Regions from separate parts of the Homo sapiens genome. Here region 2 is linked to region 1. Evidence: chromatin loops called from intact Hi-C (ENCODE). Cell type or tissue: endothelial cell of umbilical vein. All regions are shown on one strand. Region 1 overlaps KCNJ5 (potassium inwardly rectifying channel subfamily J member 5). Region 2 overlaps ARHGAP32 (Rho GTPase activating protein 32).

The links. Hi-C counts contacts between places; a loop is a spot of excess contacts. Peaks named below come from ENCODE experiments on the same cell type or tissue, not always from the same donor. Only the 100,000 strongest peaks of a DNase experiment are listed, where the experiment ranks them.
Region 2: it touches region 1 in a loop (5-fold over the local background); 8 of 110 quality-filtered maps call a loop at or near these places.

Annotation. Positions count from the first base shown.
Region 1 is chr11:128,907,437-128,909,936 of GRCh38, forward strand. The region is part of intron 1 of KCNJ5 (potassium inwardly rectifying channel subfamily J member 5); the gene reads left to right. Among named protein-coding and RNA genes, the nearest start is that of KCNJ5-AS1, 2.5 kb to the left of the region's middle. In endothelial cell of umbilical vein, no CTCF peak of the experiment used is centred here; a DNase peak (open chromatin) is centred at 1,275; H3K27ac peaks cover 516 bases.
Region 2 is chr11:128,963,305-128,965,804 of GRCh38, forward strand. It overlaps ARHGAP32 (Rho GTPase activating protein 32), which reads right to left. Exons shown (of 23, transcript NM_001378024.1): 23 at 1,756-2,500. Among named protein-coding and RNA genes, the nearest start is that of TP53AIP1, 22 kb to the left of the region's middle. In endothelial cell of umbilical vein, no CTCF peak of the experiment used is centred here; a DNase peak (open chromatin) is centred at 1,297; H3K27ac peaks cover 364 bases.

The DNA.
Region 1 (2,500 bases):
ATGGATGTCACATTCACTAACGCATCATCTGAAATACAACTTCCTTTGATTTTGCCTCTTTTGAGTCTTTCTCCACTTGTGTTTTCCTATCAAAGGGATTAAACCACTTTGCTGGACTTGAAGCTCTGTCTTTTCCAAAAGCTTTCATCATGTCTCAACACAGCTTCCCATTCACAGACACAGGAGAGGATGGAAGAAGAGAAGTATCAGGCTTGATGAGGCTTAATAGGATTTGCTCAAGTCAGTGCCTTTCCCTGCGTCCTGCAGAGAGTAGCTAGGATGCTCAGCTTACCTAGGCCAGCCACAGCATTCCTCCCTGTCTGTCCTCTACAGACAGTTCTGCAAAAACCCTAGCTTCAAAGAGGAAATGCTAGAATATCAACTATGGGAGGGCTGGCTCTGCGTTTATCTTCTTCACTGCTTTATGTCCAGCTCCTAGCACAGGGGTTTGGCTATAGTAGTTCCTCAATTAATGTGTGCTTAATGAGTGCATAATTAATAGAACGGATCTCGAAAACCTGATTAAAGAATTTCATCTCCATTGTCCCTGAAAATCCTTTTGACTTGATAGGCACACAACACTGGAAGCCAGGGTTTCAAGGATGGGGATTTTACTTACCCTTAAAAGAAATCTAAACAGTAGAGGCTGCATGCTGGTCAGCTCAATGCTTGCCCTGCAAATTGCCCACTGGGCCTTTAGCTATTTGTCTTAGATAATCTCTACCTCTCTTTCTTCATCTTTAAAATGGGGTTAATGGGATATTGCATTAAATTTCAATTTGAGGAGAGATTATGAATACGTATGTTTATTTTATTTATACTTATGTTTGTATCATGTATTCTTTCCATGAATCCCTACAATTGGCTCCCAGGGCTGGAGGAGCAGAGGATATTATCTGGGATTTATAGCAGAGTAAACTGAGGCAAAGAAAGTTAAGTTTGTTTGTATTTGGACCACAAAGCTGGTTTGTTGGACACTGAGTCAGAATCCAGATGTTACCCTGGGTTGAGCAAGGGATGACTTCTGCGGATGATTCCAGCGCACAGGAATGCGTCCCAATATCAAATCAAAAGTAAACCACCCTTTCCTATCTGCCAGACGCAAAAAGTTTTCCTATCTGGGCTGAAGTCTCCTAGAAAACATTTTCCCGTTTCTAGTACGGCACAAAGCCTTCGCCTACAAGAATGTATGCAAGTATGTTTAAAAATAAAGAAGGAAACAGTGCAGAAAATCAGCAGCAAGCTGTTTCCCCAAAGAGCTGAGTACAGGAGGATGTGAGCTCCCATGTGCCCCGGCCAATGACTCATTCTTGTGGCACTGTGCCTGCCCTGCCCAACCTCAGTGGCTCAGGGAGTCCGCAGCGGCACCCCCATTGGAAGCCTATCTTGGTTCCAACAGCTGGGGTGTCCAGAATACACGGGGCCTCGGGACAGCAGCATTTTCCATCATCTCTGAGCATCTGTGATTGAGTTTTCAGGATGAAGTCTCCCACTTAAGGCAGAGCAAATTCCTGCTTGGGATTCTGCAAAGATAGCCCCAAGCATTTTCCTCCTTGTCTCATTTATCCTTGTTAACTGCCACATGAAGGAGCAGGAAGCAGGTGGCCCTATGCAGAATGGGAAATGGCCAATGGACATCTGGGACAAAGCCCTTCAGATGACCTTTTGATATGATGTTTTAAAGGTTATCTTGAAATTGCTATAATCACCCAGGCAGCACAGGAAAAGGCCTGCCAGGGTCATCTGACTCCCCAGGACAGCTGGGATCTACCTTGGTTTGCCATTAGGCAGTCAGCTCAGTGGTTGACAGGCCTTTTTCCAGGTTGTTCTACTGGGGACACAGCTTCCCGGTGTTCTGCCTGGTGGAACCTGCAGCTGGAGTCACCCTCAGAATGGTGGCAGGGGAATTCCTGCAAGGGACTGCCCAAACCATCCCCAAATGGGGTCAGTTGAGATTCCAAAGAAGAAATCACCAAGTTCCAAAGCACTTATTAGGGGAACTTACATGTAGAGCGCTGCACTGGTCCTCATGACAGACAGCAAGAAAAGAGGTGCTCCGCTTAAGTATGTCTGCGGCAAGGGCTCTGGGTTATGGAGTTATTTGGCCCAAGGTTGGGCTAATTCCTACATGTTTAGCAACATGTTTAATCTTTCAGTATTTCAGGTAACAACCTAAACAGGGTTTCAGTGCCAGGGAATGTTTCCAGGGCTCAGGCCTGCAGGAAAAGACATGCAGCTGGCCAAGTGACAGAGCAGTCTAGGCATTCTGTGTTTCTCGATCAGGACAGATAAGTAAGTGGGGGTTCCTGGGGGACCCTATACCCGGGAGGGAGGGTAACTGCGAATTCAAGGAAGACTTACTTATAAAGAGGAAGAAGGGTTGAAAGATAGTATCCCTAAGGTGATGTTTCCCAGGGCCAGAAGCTCATAGAACTTTCTGAAGGGAGCAGGTCATCAGCCTTAGCATGAGCCCCGGAGCATCAGTGTCTGCTGGCCGTTG
Region 2 (2,500 bases), 56 kb after region 1:
CCCTTCTGAGCATCTTATACACTAACATCTCCTTCCTGAGACTCAGCTATCCAAGCCCTTTGCTAGGAGAAAACAAGAGCCTCAGAGTAACAAAAAATAGACAATACAAAGTCCACACGATTCAGGATAACCTTTCAGGACTCCAGTTCAGAACTACTTTTGCTCCCCAGATTAGAATTACAAAGAGAAAAAGGAAGAGGAGGGTTTATAGGTAGTTCTTAGACAGTAACACAAAGTGACAGCAGCAAAGACATACGAAACTGAAAAAAAGGGGTATAAAAATATAAAAAGAACTGGTGTTAAACCACTTGGTATAAACGCAGATCTTTTATCTCAGTGTGCCCCCGAGGATATCCCTAAGTTATGCATGGTGCAGTAATCTATTGATACAAGTGATGAAACTACACTGGCCACAAAATTTGTGGTTGGAAATACATTCTGGAAGTATTTTGATTCAAGGGTCTAAAATAAAATTACACCTTATACTTTTTCAGAGGTACACTGTCAACTGTATGAAAAACATGACCAACTAAAATGTCTTATTTCTGGTGTTTCCAGATGCCCAAGGTTTTACTGGATGGGGAGTCAGTGTTACTTTAAAATGTGCCTCTTCCTGTACAACCACAAATGACTAAAATCTCAACCACCAAGAATGTATGTGTTACTGATTCCTCAGTGATACACATTTTAAGAGGTAGGTACCATATTTTTGTCAGTATAACATAAGTTTGGTGATGAAATAGTTGGCATGGAAAGCAGAGTCCTGAAAACTGAGAAGACCCAGTGGAGCTGCGGCTGTATCTTTTCTTTCATCCCATCTGAGCAGTTTCCATGGGAACACTTATTCAGGTCTGAGGACGCTTACCAAAGCAGATGCTGTATCTTTGCTGAGGTCTGGAGTGTGGTATGCAGGCACAGAAAAGACGGTTGGCTTACTAGGGCCATCTGGAATAAACAGGCAACTTTTCCTATTGCTGGCAAGAAAAAAAAATAGGGCCCTAACACCTCAAAATGAAGAATGATTTGCAACTTGACTCTCAATAGGAAAACCAATATTCAACAGCTGAATATTGAGGGTCCTCCCCGCCTCACCTTTAAGTCCTGGTTGATACTGAAGTATTTATTTTGAGAACTGTGGCAGCAGAAGAAACTCTGGAGCCCTGCTGGGCAGCTGGGCCACTTGCAGTACTTGCTTCACACCTAGAGTCACCGTCTCACTAACACTTGATCTGGGCTTGCTGCGAGCCAGCTCACCACAGGTGGCCTCATCTGCGGCATGATTCTTTTATGGTCATTTCACCCTTAAGAGAGAGAAAACAGGATGTCCAAGATGTTTCCTGGGAATCTGTAAAGATATGGTTTTATTCAGAATCCCCTTTGAAGGATCCTGAGATAAGCTGATTCAGTTTCCTGAGAAGTGCACACTCGGGAACCAGGCTCCAAGAGCGGAGTGTGGACTCCTTCAGGAGCAGGAAGCAGCAAGTCAGCCCAGACTCTCCAGGATGGATCAAGAGGTCTCCACCGCTCTACAGGGAACAGTGTTTGACTTGGGGGAAATTTGGCCAGGCAGCAAAAGGTGGTAAATAGATAACGACAGGAGACACTTAACCCCTTTCCTCAAATAGCGTACCCCTGGGCATAACAGGATGTGTCATGAAAACATGTGTCCTTTGGTCCTAATTCCCCAAATCAATCACCCCCACTATCTCATTATAATTCATATTAGGTCAAAAAGGAAACACATACACAAAGCAGTCTGTTTTAACCTGAAATAATTCTGTTGATATTTGAATCACTTTCAGTGGGACATTTGCTTTAAACCACAAGATATCTCCATCTCCAGGTACAAAAATCCCTTCCTCCCTCCCCTGCCACCCCCCACCCCACCCTGCAACCAAAGAAACAAACAAAACCCAAACCCACAACTCAGCTTCAAATAAGTTTGCAAGAAATGAGACTCTAAATATTTACATATGGGGCAAGAAATAAATCACAAAACTATTTACAAAAATACACAAGCTTATATGCATTAACAATTTACACCAGTTCACAAAAATATTAAGACATAAAAAAACACTATATAAATTAAAATTAAAAACTCAAAAGTATGATCTAAGACTTCCTAGGATGCTTCTCTCATGCAGGTCATGGTTGAAAAATCAGGTTTTGCTATCTCAGAATCTAAACTGTAAAACCATTTTTATTCTTTGAACATTAACAGTACTAATCAGATAAGGAAAAAAGACCCTCTGTGCACACTGACATTATCTTGCACACGTTATAATACACCATTCCTGACATTTCTGTAACACACAGTGCTGAAAATCACATGCCTCTAACCATGTGGAAGAAGTAACTGTCTGACATACTTTTGCTTTCATTATTACTTTCTTACACATTCTGCTCAAGCAGTACTTTGCCAACATCCTAAATGGGTGACTGACAGGGCTGAAAACAGAGAAATGGACTTTGCAGGCTCCTTCTTTAACTAAAGGGGCAA